2 separate regions of the Homo sapiens genome follow, and region 2 is linked to region 1. A link is a contact called in ENCODE Hi-C data. All regions are on one chromosome and are shown on one strand. The core of a region is the stretch at or near the end of the contact, and the rest is flanking DNA. Distances in the headings are between cores, read along the strand shown. Region 1 holds the start of TRPV3 (transient receptor potential cation channel subfamily V member 3). Region 2 overlaps ZZEF1 (zinc finger ZZ-type and EF-hand domain containing 1).

What was found. Hi-C counts contacts between places; a loop is a spot of excess contacts on that map. Pooled maps may share reads with other maps.
Region 2: a map with no recorded cell type shows a loop between it and region 1 (13-fold over the local background). The contact joins the enhancer-like site here to the promoter of TRPV3 in region 1. A Hi-C loop is called at or near these places in 2 of 37 single-sample maps with no recorded cell type and 2 of 50 pooled maps.

Annotation. Positions count from the first base shown.
Region 1 is chr17:3,556,562-3,563,039 of GRCh38, reverse strand. TRPV3 (transient receptor potential cation channel subfamily V member 3) reads left to right here and starts at 5,228. Exons shown (of 18, transcript NM_145068.4): 1 at 5,228-5,364. RefSeq lists enhancers at 3,397-4,211, 4,120-4,349, 4,380-4,429, 4,510-4,569, 4,212-5,028 and 3 more and a silencer at 6,210-6,269.
Region 2 is chr17:4,069,932-4,076,409 of GRCh38, reverse strand. It overlaps ZZEF1 (zinc finger ZZ-type and EF-hand domain containing 1), which reads left to right. Exons shown (of 55, transcript NM_015113.4): 22 at 981-1,147; 23 at 1,232-1,313; 24 at 2,059-2,260; 25 at 3,654-3,802; 26 at 5,486-5,726. Among named protein-coding and RNA genes, the nearest start is that of ZZEF1, 70 kb to the left of the region's middle. Within about 2 kb of position 2,134, at least 8 of the 41 ENCODE cell types and tissues checked have a DNase peak (open chromatin) inside an H3K27ac peak, as active enhancers do.

The DNA.
Region 1 (6,478 bases), core at 3,979-6,478:
CCTGGGGCTCCATGCTTTACCTGTAGGCCTTTCTTAGAAAATGTGTGGGTGTCAGACAGCTGCAAACTTCTGCAAATTGGATCAGCTTTTTGTTTTGTTTTGTTTTTTGAGACAGAGTCTTGCTCTGTCACCCAGGCTGGAGTGCAGTGGCATGATCTCAGCTCACTGCAACCTCTGCCTTCTGGGTTCAAGGGATTCCCCTGCCTCAGCCTCTTTAGTAGCTGGATGACAGGTGCCTGCCACCACGCCTGGCTAATTTTTGTAGTTTTAGTAGAAATGGGGTTTCACCATGTTGGCGGGGCTGGTCTTGAACTCCTGACCTCAAGTGATCCAGCTGCCTTGGTTTCCCAAAGTACTGGGATTACAGGTGTGAGCCACCGTGCCCAGCCTGGATCAGCTTTCAAATTTACTCAGAGCTGGAAGGGATCCTGTGGTTGTACTTTTGCAAAACTAATGATAGAAATTTTTTGTTATTAGATTGGAAACCTGAGATTGTTTAAGGAAGGATATACCTGCAATTCATATGTCTTTCTTTTTTAAAAAATTAATAAGCTTTATTTTAATTTTATTTTTTTGAGACAGGGTCTTGCTCTCTTGCCCAGGTGGGAGCACAGTGGTGTGGTCATGGCTCAATGCAGCCTCAAACTCTTGAGCTCGAGCGATCCTCCTGCCTTAGCCTCCTGAGTAGCTGGGTCTACAAGCGTGAGCCACCACGCCTGGCAATTTTTTTTTCCCCGTGCAGAGATGTGGTCTTGCTATGTTGCTCAGGCTGGTCTTGAACTCCTGGCCTCAAGCAGTCCTCCCGCCTTGGCCCCACAAAGTACTGGCATTGCGGTGCCAGCCACAGGGCTTGGCCAGCTTTATTTTTCGAGCAACTTTAGGTTCACAGCAAAATTGACACAAAAAATATATAGGAAGTTCTCATACACCTGCTGTGCCCACAACCTCCCCAGCTACTGCCATCCTGCCCCAGAGTGGTACATTGTTACAATCAGTGAGTTGACATTGATACATCATTATCATCCAAAGTCCAGCTCATGCCTGTAATCCCAGTACTTTGGGAGGCTGAGGCGGGCGGATCACCTGAGGTCAGGAGTTTGAGACCAGCCTGGCTAACACGGTGAAACCCCGTCTCTACTAAAAATACAAAAATTAGCCAGGTGTGGTGACGCACGTCTGTCACCCCAGCTACTCGGGAGGCTGAGGCAGGAGAATCACTTGAACCCGGGAGGCAGAGGTTGTGGTGAGCCGAGGTCATGTCACTTTACTCCAGTCAGGGCGACAGAGTGACTCCGTCTCAAAAAAAAAAAAAAAAGAAACCAAAATACAAAAAACAAAGTCCACTGGGGTCACTCTTGGGGTTATAGATTCCATGGGTTTTGACAAATGTATGACCTGCGTTTATCATTATAGTATCACACAGAGGAATTTTATTGCCTAAAAATCCTCCATCCTCCACCTATTAATCCGTCCCTCTCTCCAGCTCCTGGCAACACCGACCTTTTTTTTTTTTTGCGACGGAGTCTCGCTCTGTCACCCAGGCTGGAGTGCAGTGGTGTGATCTTGGCTCACTGCAAGCTCCATCTCCCAGGTTCATGCCATTCTCCTGCCTCAGCCTCCCGAGTAGCTGGGACTACAGGCACCCGCCACCACGCCTGGCTAATTTTTTGTATTTTTAGTAGAGACGGGGTTTCACTGTGTTAGCCAGGATGGTCTCGATCTCCTGACCTCGCGGTCCGCCCGCCTCGGCCTCCCAACGTGCTGAGATTACAGGCGTGAGCCACCGCGCCCGGCCAACACTGACCCTTTTTTTTTTTTTTTTTTTCTGAGACGGAGTTTTGCTCTGTCGCCCAGGCTGAAGTGCAGTGGTGCAATCACGGCTCACTGCAGCCTCGACCTCCTGGGCTCAAAGATCCTCCCACCTCAGCCTCCTGAGTAGCTGCGACTATAGGTGAGAGCCACCACGCCTGGCTCATTTTTGTATTTTTTGTAGGGATGGGGTTTCGTCATGTTGCCCAGGCCAGGTCTTGAGCTCCTGGCCTCAAGCAATCCACCTGCCTTGGCCTCCTCAAATACTGGGATTACAGATGTGAGCCACCGTGCCTGGCCAGCCACTGATCTTTTACTGCCTTTTCCAGCATGTCATGTAGTTGGCATCATCAATACAATACATAGCCTTTTCAGATTGATTTATTGTACTTAGTATTATGCATTAGAGTTTCCTCCAGGTCTTTTCGTGGCATGAGAGCTCATTTCTTTTATTGGAGGATAACATTCCATTCTCTTGGATGTAGCACTCTTTTTTTTTTTTTTTTTTTTTTTTTTTTTTGAGACGGAGTCTTGCTCTGTCGCCCAGCCTGGAGTGCAGCGGTACAACCTCGGCTCACTGCAAGCTCCGCCTCCCAGGTTCACGCCATTCTCCTGCCTCAGCCTCCCGAGTAGCTGGGACTACAGGCACCCACCACCATGCCCAGCAAATTTTTTTGTATTTTTTGTAGAGATGGGGTTTCGTCATGTTGCCCAGGCCAGGTCTTGAACTGCTGGCCTCAAGCAATCCACCTGCCTTCGCCTCCCAAAGTGCTGGGATTACAGGCGTGAGCCACCACGCCTGGCCGGATGTACCACTCTTTATCCATTCACCTACTGAAGGACATTTTGGTTGCTTCCAAGTTTTGGCAATTATAAGTAAAGTTGCTATAAATATCTATGGGCAATTTTTGTGTGGGCATAAGTTTTCAGCTTCTTTGAATAAACACCAAAGAGTGTGATTGCTGGATTGAATGGTAAGAGTATGTTTAGTTTTGTAAGAAACCACCAAAGTGTCTTTCAAAGTGGCTGCACCGTTTTACATTCCCACCAGTGATGGCCGAGAGTTCCTGTTGCTCCATGTCCTCACCAGCATTTGCTGGTGCTGTCAACATTTTGGATTTGGGCCATTCTAAAGAGTATGAAGTGGTCATTTTATCTTTTATCTTTTTTTCTGTTTCTCTCTGTGTGTGTGTGTGTGTTTAATTTAAACTTAATAGCATTGACCAATGTGTTGTATGCATTTACACTATAGCATGTTATATTTTTGTTCTGATCATATTCCTTTTCACTTTTCCATTCTTTTTCTTTTTTCTTTCTTTCTTTTTTTTTTTTTTTTTTGGAAACGGAGTCTCGCTCTGTTGCCCAGGCTGTACAGTGGTGCAGTCTCGGCTCACTGCAACCTCTGCCTCCTAGGTTCAAGCAATTCTCCTGCCTCAGCCTCCCGAATAGCTGGGACTACAGTGTGCAGCACCTCACCCCGCTAATTTTGTATTTTTAGTAGAGACGGGGTTTCACCATGTTGTGGCCTCTTCCCTCCTTCCAAGTCCAGGCAGATGCTCCCTCTTTCCCGAACTCATCCCCTACACCCCATCACAGGGACTTCCTCCCGCCTTGGGGGTCTCAGCCCATTTTGTCCTGATGACCCACATGGTGGGTCATGGTTCCTGCCTGAGCCTGTGTCCCCTGTGGCCCACGAGGGTGGACACGGCCTTCTCCAGTTCTGAATCCCTCGTTGTCCACCTGCGCCCTTGCCACGGCCTCTCCCGTGGGCTCTCACCATGTGCTGGGTTAAATGGGGTTGAATATAGACCATCTAAGGGGCTGAAGCTGCTGCTTCTGTGTGTTTGGGGTGGGATTAGGATGGGCTCGGGCTTCCTAAGTAGTGACTGTGACTCCACTGGGTGACCTGGCTCCTGCTGCCTCTCATAGCAGAGCGGGGGTCCCCTTCTTCCTTGCTGGGCACAGGGCACACCTCTGGGTGGGAGACAGGGGCCTTTTTCACCAGCTCCCACCTGCCCTCTGAGAAAAGTTATGAACACGAGCAAAATGGAAGCACTGACATTTGGCAGCAGCTTCCTCCCCAGGCGTCTGAGCCGCCAGAGGCAAACAGGGAGGGCGCGGGGCTGGGTCGGGAGAGGGTGAGTAAGCTAGTGGCCGGAGGCCGTGCTCAACCCCAGATCGGGCTTTTCCGGTCGAGTTTCAGGCACAGTCATGAGATTTCAGATTGTGAGTGGGAACTTCAGGACCCCCTGACTTCAACGGCAGAAGCGGTCTCCTGCTTCACCCACACCCTCAAGTCTGGTCTGCCCCTTACCGGCCATAGGTCCTGCTCTCCCGTGGCCTAGAAGCCTCACCTGCCTCCTGCCTCCTCCCCAGGCCAGGCAGGTTGTGATGATGAGGGATTGAGAGGCTCACAGCTGGGGATTTCCCTGCCCATCAGGCGCCAGCTGCGGCCGCGTCAGCAGAGACTTCCTGCTCTGTCCCAGCTGTGTCTTGTCCACATCTCGCCCCGGGGAGCAGGTGTGCAGTTCCTGAGTGACGCGAGACACACACGGCCATCCTGACTCACTCCACCCACTTCACAGCTGCAGCCTGGGCCAGGAGAGAGGGCACCGATTCCTTCTATGACGCCCTGGCCTTGGAGAAGGGCAACCTGGGCAGTTGCTGGGAGAATACATTGAGATGACAAAAGCAATCATAGCTAAGAGCTGACATTGTTTATTGAGTTCTTGCCGTGCCCTGGGCCTTGTTCTGGCCCTTTCTACTTGTACTTGTTGAAGCCCCACGATAACCTTGCAAAGTGGGTTTATGAAGCACGTTTCACAGATGAGGAGACTGAGGCTCGGAGAAATGACCTGCTAAGGTCATTCAGCCAGGAAGGGGTGAGGCTGACACTAAGGGCCATGATGCGTGACTGCTGGTGGACAGCATTAAATGGGGACTTCCGTCCCCGAGAGACCTGATCCCAGGAACCGACTTTTGAGAACAAGTGCCGAGTCTTGGGGCTGGCCACCCTGAGGTCAACCAGGCTAGGCCTGGGCTGCGGTCTTCCCTCCCAGGGGACAGAGCAGAGCGCTTGACTCTTCACTAGGCCCTCCCACCTCTGTGATCTCTTTGGCTCTTCACGGCTCCCTTGGAAAGTAGATGTTATCATTCCCATTTCCTAGTTGGAAAAATAGGCCTGAGATGGGCAGTCCCTGCCCAGCATGGAATGCCAGAGAGGGAGGAGTTGGACCCACAACTTCGATCTTGGCACCTGCGGCCTCCCCTGCCTTTTCTCCGGTGGGGATGAGGCTGCTGTGTGGGTGTGGGGGTGACTCACACGGGCCACGTGGGTGGGCGGGTGCTGCAGCTGTGGCTGGTGGGCGTGGCCTGCCTGGCGCCGAGGGCAGGTGGCTCAGCCAGTTCTGCCTCTGACGCCTCATTCCAGCCATCCCTCTGCCTGCAATGAGAGCTTCCCGCCGCCTCAGCCACAGTCCCACCCGGGGGCCTTGGGCCCCAGACATGCGGTGATCTCAGGGCAAGGGTTGCCACGACCACCCAGAACCTCACCAGGTGAGTCTTCTGTGCACAAGGCAGCTGGTGATCTCCAAGGCCCCTGGGGAGCCCAGAGCGTGGCCCTCAGAGGTCCTCTGGGCCATGTCTGCCCTTGGCCAATAGGCCTTGGGAGGAGGGTTGGAAGGAGCTTGGGCCCCAGCCAGGGGCCCACTCTTGGCTGTAGGGAGGCACTCTTGGCTGCACTCTTGGCTGTAGGGATGTGTGAGAATATAGGTCCTTACAGACTCAGGAACATTCCCCTGAGGTTTGGGAATCCTGGGGAGGGACATCTCAATCTCACCACTGCTGGGGGCAGAGGAGAGGCTCCTGCCTCCCGAGGCTGACCCAGGGAGGTGGCTTTCTGGGGCAGGATTGTGATGGGAGTTCAGGATGGGAGGAGGTGGCCCCACCGTGGGAGACAGACGGGGCCCAGGCATCTCACAGGTGCTGAGTCAGCAGCTGTGGCTCCGCGGCCTGGTCTGTCGCCCGGGAAAGGCCATTTCAATCAGTGTCAGGGATTGGGAGAGAGAGGGAGGGCCAGGGCAACAAGAGAGTCCAGCAGGTGAGAACGTGGGGTTTACGGGGTGACTCAGGGAGCTAATGATAGCTGCTGCGGCCCTAGTCCAGAGTTCCCTGAGCCTCTCCTGCCCCAGAGGCCCAGGGCAGGCCACATTCTCGGGCCCAGAGAAGAGAGAGAGCAACCAGCTCTCAGGGCCACAGAGTCCTTGGGGACCATTCAGCCCACTTCTCAGAAAGGAAACCAGAGGCCCTGGGAGGGGCAAGAGACGTGCCCTTCTTCTGTCTCCTTCACGCTCGGTGCATCCCAGCCTTTTAGTCCACCAAAGGCCACGTGGGGATGGGGAAAGCCATAGAGGCTGCCCATCCTCATCAGGCCGTGACTGGACACGGGAGGGCCGGGTGCCCAGGAGTCCCTCTCTGTGGGCTACTCCACCTGCCTGGCCTCAAGGTTGCCTACGCTCCAGGGCCAAAGCTCTCCCTCGCCGATGCCTCCTCCATCCTGAGCCTGCTCCCTTTGAGTTGGAGGGCGGGGGACTCTCTCCAGCCTGATGACACCTGGCTCCGGAAACTTCCTCCAGGAAGCTTTCCTATTGGGGTAGGATCACCAGTGGCC
Region 2 (6,478 bases), core at 885-3,384, 520 kb before region 1:
TGTAATCCCAGCACTTTGGGAGGCCGAGGCGGGCGGATCACGAGGTCAGGAGATCGAGACCATCCTGGCTAACACGGTGAAACCCCGTCTCTACTAAAAATACAAAAAAAATTAGCCGGGCGTGATGGTGGGCGCCTGTAGTCCCAGCTACTCGGGAGGCTGAGGCAGGAGAATGGCGTGAACCCGGGAGGCGGAGCTTGCAGTGAGCCGAGATTGCGCCACTGCACTCCCGCCTGGGCCACAGAGCGAGACTCCGTCTCAAAAAAAAAAAAGAAAGGAGACGCAGAAAAAGCTGTAGAGATGAATCTCATCATTTTATAGTTGATGAAGTTATATAAAAACCATGTAAGTGAGTGACAAAATTGAAGTCTAGAAGAGAAAATGTATGTTGAAAGGCAAATTACATTTTGTCTTTAGAAGAAATTTCTCCCTTACTTAATTATACATACATAACGTTTAATCACTGTCTTGTGTGAGCTTCTTCTTGTGTGTCTTTTGTGTGCCACAGAGCACAACTCTGTGGCAGTAGAAAAGGCATTTATATTTAACAGGTAAAAAACCAAAGGCCCCCCCCCAACCCCCCGCTCAAAAGAAAAGGGTAGGAGAGGAAGGGAGAGTAGATCCAGATTTGCCAGTGTCCCAGGTAGGAATGTGAGGTCTTTAAACTCCTCATTCAGTACTTTTTCCACTGGGAATTCACACTGGTAATGATTTGTAAGTAGTTCTGTCATAGCGAAAAGGTACAAGCTGGTCATGGAGTTTTTGTGTGTAATAAAAGCACATCTCCTCGGCTGCGTGGTGGACGTGTGTTGATCTGTGTGAAGATGGGAATGTCAGGTTTGTCTTCGAGCCTGCCTGCTGGTTTGTGCAGGGCTGTCAAGGCCATCTGCCTGGAGCACTGATAGAGAAACAGTCTGCTGCATGTGGCTAGGTGTCTAGTGATAGAACCTTTCTTTCCCCTGGCTCATTTGTTATCATAGCTGGATGTTGAGACCTGGCAACAGGAACAGCCTGTGGTGTTACATACGTGGACGAAGGAATCTGCCCACAACTATGAAAATAATTGCCATGAGGTATCCGTCTTTGTTAGCCCAGGGGCAACCTATTTTGAAGTGGAATTCGATGACAGGTGTGAAACTGAAAAAAGGTAAGACTTCTATATTCTTTCACCCCCAAGCGCTAATAGGTCAGCAATGAGAGAAGGAAGCTAATAGAGGTTATGCCTTCACAGGTATGATTATCTGGAATTTACCGACGCTAGAGGTCGGAAAACACGCTATGACACAAAAGTTGGCACTGATAAATGGCCCAAGGTGAGTGATAGTCCCAGAAAGAGGTACCTACTTCTGCACCAATGCTTTTCCTTTTGTCAGCCTTCAGGGGGCAGTAGAGGTAAGGTCTTTGAAGGGAGGCATTTATGTTACACGTTTGTGAAAGGAAGGATTTATATCAGAGTTTGACCAGCTATAGTCTGTCACCTGTTTTGTAAACAAATTTTTTTGGAACACAGCCATGCCTGTTTATCATTTATAGCTGCTTTGGCACTGCAGTGGCAGAGTTGAGTAGTTGCAGCAGACAGCGTTGTCTAGAGTAAATGAAGAGCCTTCATCCTTAGCAAGAAGTGCTGGTGGGTCTAGGAGGATGGCCCAGACCATGTGATGGAAGCCAAGAGTCTGCCTCACAGTTAGAGCTGCTTGAGCTCTTGGGCTGGAGGTTTAGTACTGCCTCAGACTGTTGACCTTCTCTCCATGGTCAGTGGTCTTGGCAGGAGCAGAGGCATGGAAATGTGACCACTGGCTGAGTCGGTAGTGGACAGATGGTCACCCCAGGTGTAGAAAGCTGAGCAGCAGTATTCTGCCAACTCTCCTTCTTCATGGGGTGTGGCTGTGAATGGTCTGTTTCCGTCACCCCTTTGTACATTTCTCCGTTAGTCATTTTGGACATGTGGAAATAGAGATCAATTTTAAACTGAGATGTTTCTCGTCATGAAGAGCATGCTGATTTCTGAAGCACTCCTCCTCTAATCTGTCTGACCACATGATTTCTGTTTGTCTCTAGAAAGTGACCTTCAAGGCCGGTCCTCGGTTGCAGTTCCTCTTTCACTCTGACAGCAGTCACAACGAATGGGGCTACAAATTCACTGTCACTGCCTGTGGGCTGCCCGATGTTGCCGTGTCTTGGGGGCTGGATTTACAGCTCCTCGTCTCCCGGCTGATGGGACGCCTGGCTTCCCAGTGCATGGCGCTCAAGTCTGTGCGCCGTAAGTGCACATCCCTGTGCTTTCCCTTCTTACAACCACGGTGAAGTGCAAGATGCGCGCTTGCCCTCTTGTAGGTCGTTTCCACGTAATGGCAGGGGGTTAATAATACGCCTTTTCAGTTTCCTTTAAACCGAAAGAATAAAGTGTCCACTCAATACCATTGTCACGAAGCTTTTTGCCTTAGACTTTGGAACATAGCAGGAAGGCTGCCATGGGTTCTCTGTCTATGGAGGATAACAGCTTTTTTTTTTGGCAACATTGTCATTTTTTTGCAAGTAGGTGTAGGTATAGTCCAACCAAAAGGCAGGAGTATAGAATAAGTTGATTGCATATCCTTTAAATATGTGAATATTTATGTAAATATATGTAGATATGTGACTATGGATTTTGTTTTAAAGTGATTCATTCAGGGCTGAGCAAGGTGGCTCATGCTGGTAATCCCAGCACTTTAGGAGGCCAAGGTGGGAGGATTTCTTGATCCCAGGAGTTTGAAACCAGCCTGGGCAGCATAGTGAGATCCCTATCTTTACCAAAAAAAATGTAAAAATTAGCCAGGTGTGGTGGCATATGCCTTTTGTCTCAGCTACTTGGGAGGCTGAGGCAGGAGGATCACTTGAGCCCAGGAGTTAGAGGCTGCATGCAGTGAGCTGTGATCATACTGCTGCACTCCAGTCTGGGTAACAGAGAGAGACTCTTGTCTCTTAAAACAAAAGGAAAAAGATGTGTTCAGTATAATTGTTTATTTAATTCTTCCAGGGAACAAGAATTACAGAATAAAACTTTCTACTGTATTTTATTTCTTGATCATTTCTTGAGTTTTTCCAGTTTTAGAAGTAAAATATAGAAAAATTACATAGTGGAAAAAAACAAAGGAAAATAGAATCATCCTTAATCCTAACACTCAGAAGTAACTGATTTTTTTAATATTTCTCCAAGAAAGAAAGAAATAGCTATTAGCATTTTTATTTCCACCTATTCTTTTCTCTTTGCCTATTCTAAACACATCTATGCTGGATATTTATTATTTGCTACAGAATTAAGTTTACAAATTGTGAATGTTTTTCCATAATTAAATGTTCCTGAATGGCCTCGTGTTATATGCCAGAAATGGTTCATATCCTATTTTCAGCTTACTATAAACAGATTAGTCATTTCCAAGGTACCTTGTAACTGAAGTTGTTCCACAGAGCAGCAGTATTTCAGGACTTGGTGGTTTAGCTTAATCTGTGGTATGTGTTTACAAAGTATCACAATTACATTCTGGTATGTGGGTAAACTTTCTCTAAGTTTTAATAGTATCCATGGTTTTTTTTAACCTTTTCTTTCTCATTTCAAAGATTCTCAATATATTAAGGCAAAAATAGAACTGTCATATGTCTTCTTCTCTTTCTAGAGTTAGGAAGTAACATGGTAGTACCTCAGGCAAAAATGGCATTAGTCCTAAGCTCCCCACTGTGGAAACCTGTCTTCAGGCATCAGGTTTGTCCAGAGTTGGAATTAGAAGCAAGCTGGCCCACTCACCCACACCGGAATAGTAAGGAGGTATTTACTCTTCCGTTTTCTTTCTATTTAGACTGGAAACTGCCTGCAAGTATTTATTACTTTAAGTTATAAACACTTGTGTTTCTATCTTACTACCCGTATTAAGCAGTTAGCTCCTTGAGGCCAGAAACTATACCTTGTTAACTTGTTAACGCCACCGTGTCCCACAGGGGCCAGTGCGCAATAGGTGTTCAGAAATACTGAATGCGTGACTTGGGTGAAATGTAGGAGGTGCTCAGTAAATCTCTGTTGATGGAGTTATCAGGCAAACAATTGAGTGTACTTCTAGTGCCTACTGAGTCAAGCTTTAGAGCAATGATTTGTGCTATACCTTTTGTTCTCCTTAGAATTACAGCACATGATTTAGGTGTATAAGATTTTAAAAACTAAAAAGTTTGCCCTGTCTTTATTTTTCACCTCTCCTTCCCTCTATTTCTGTATTCTACTTTTCTTCCTTCCCCTCCCTGCCCTGCCCCACGTTATTCAGTAGTTAATTGCCAAATCCAGTGGCTCTTCCTCAGCTTCTGTTCTCCTTGCCTCTGTTAAATTTGGCTCCTTCAGACCCTCTCTTCTTTGGATCCATGCTAGTCCGCTGTCTTCTCTTACATCTGACTGCCCACTTGCCTCCTTCATTGACTTTTCATATTCCTCCTTCCCTAAAGGGTAGGCTTTATTCAGGCTTTCTTCCCTTCCCCACAGCCCACCAAGACTTCATCCTCTCCACTTTCTTCTCCTGTCAAACATTGTGGCCCTAATTCCTAATATCAGTCTCCAGGTCTGGTTTTCTCCCCGCTCCAAGTACCTGTTTCCATCTTCCTGTGAGGCATTTCCATTTAAATGTCCTGACTCCCCTTAACTCAGAAGTGTAAAACCAAAGACCGGTCACTTCTGTGGTGGTCAGTGTTCCCCAGGCCTGAAGCCACTGCTCCCTAGCATCCCCTGTCCTCACCTGTCTCCCCATTCCTGTCCAGTCAGCTTGCAGGTCCTGTGGATTCTTCCTCATGATGTTCATCTCTGTCCTTTCCTCTGTCTGCATCTTTATCCGGGCCCTCATTTGCACCTGCCTTATGACATTCGTACCTACCAAGTTTTTTTTATAATCACTGCATTATCTTGTCATTCCACTGCCAAGCACCATTAATGGCTCCCCATTGCCCACAGGGTGAAGTCTAACTCCTCAATGTGACAGTCAAGGCTCTCTGCAGTCTCCTTTCACCTTACCTATCTGACTCTAGTTCCCATCACTCCCCAGCTGAGACTTCAGGCCAGGTCAGTCTCCCCACTGACTCGTAACCTCTGCTAATGGTTATGTTCCTCAGAGCCAAATCTGCCAATCCTTCAGGGTCCAGGCCAAAGCCCATATCCTCCAGGAGGCTTTTCTTAATTACTTTAACCTACCAGGATCTCTCTCCTTTGAATTCTCAGCACTGGGTATCCCTTCTAGGCATTTGGCACTTGATAATCTTTTGCTTTACGGGAATGCTAGTTCTAATGCTTTTAATGTTTTATTTATGTTTATCTTTTTTTAACTCATATCTCTGTCTGGTCTTCCTAAAATAGATTTAAACTTCCGGAGAGTGTTCACTGTGTTTTATACTTCTGCTTTGGCCTAATAGTTTGCTCAATAAATTTTATTTTTTGAATGAATGTGTTAAATGTGATGGGTTTATTTTTTGTTTCCAGGTTAAGAACATTCCTGACGACCCCTGCCGCCATTTTCTTCTTGATTTTGCCCAGTCAGAGCCTGCTCAGAACTTCTGTGGGCCATATTCAGAACTTTTCAAAGGATTCATACAGGCATGTAGAAAACAGGCCCCAAAGACAGATATAGTTGCTGGTTCCACTATTGATCAAGCTGTGAACGCCACCTTTGCTGCTCTGGTGTATCGCACTCCAGATTTATATGAGAAGCTGCAAAAATATGGTAACTTTATTACAGGGAATATTTTTGATCTGAAGGCTAATTGCTAAGTTTTAAGAAAGCCTATCTTAAGTGAACATTTAAAATATTTTAAAATATAAACACATTTCTATAACTGTAAACATCATCTTGTTGGTTCTACTTTGCCTATTAAAAGATTCATGGCCACTTTATGGTTAGCAGATTATAATGTGTGGCACCTAACCTTGAGTTGCAAAATTAGCAGGTAAATTATCTTTATCCAGAATTCTCATGGAAAACTGCTGAGAAATTTAATGGAAAGAAACCTTAACTTGGGTCCTGGTCCCAGTGCAAAAACTCAAAAGTTGTGCAGCTTCAGGTTAATCAGACGACCTTTCTGCACCTCAGTTTCTTTATCTGTAAAATTGGTTTAAGGGTGATTCGCTCTAACATTCTAAGAAATTCCAATTAAAACCACAGATGTTTAAGTTCTTGAATGTAGTAATAACCAAGGAGGAAGCTGTAGGTATTAACTATTACCTTTAGCTAGCTTGCAGCGCCTTCGTAGCATCACCCCACTAGGCTTCCTTTGCTGATAACCTTCTCCTCACCATCTCTTTTCCTCATGTCTCTTAGGGATGCCATCTCTGTATTTACCCTGCTTCCCTGCCGCCTAGCAGGACCCACACGGAGGGAGAGTCTCTCTCTACCTTCATACTAATTCAGGGGAAAAGTGTTTCAAGCCCTACCTAGAGATAAGGCATGGGCTTCCTAACCGCCTGGCAGGGTATGTC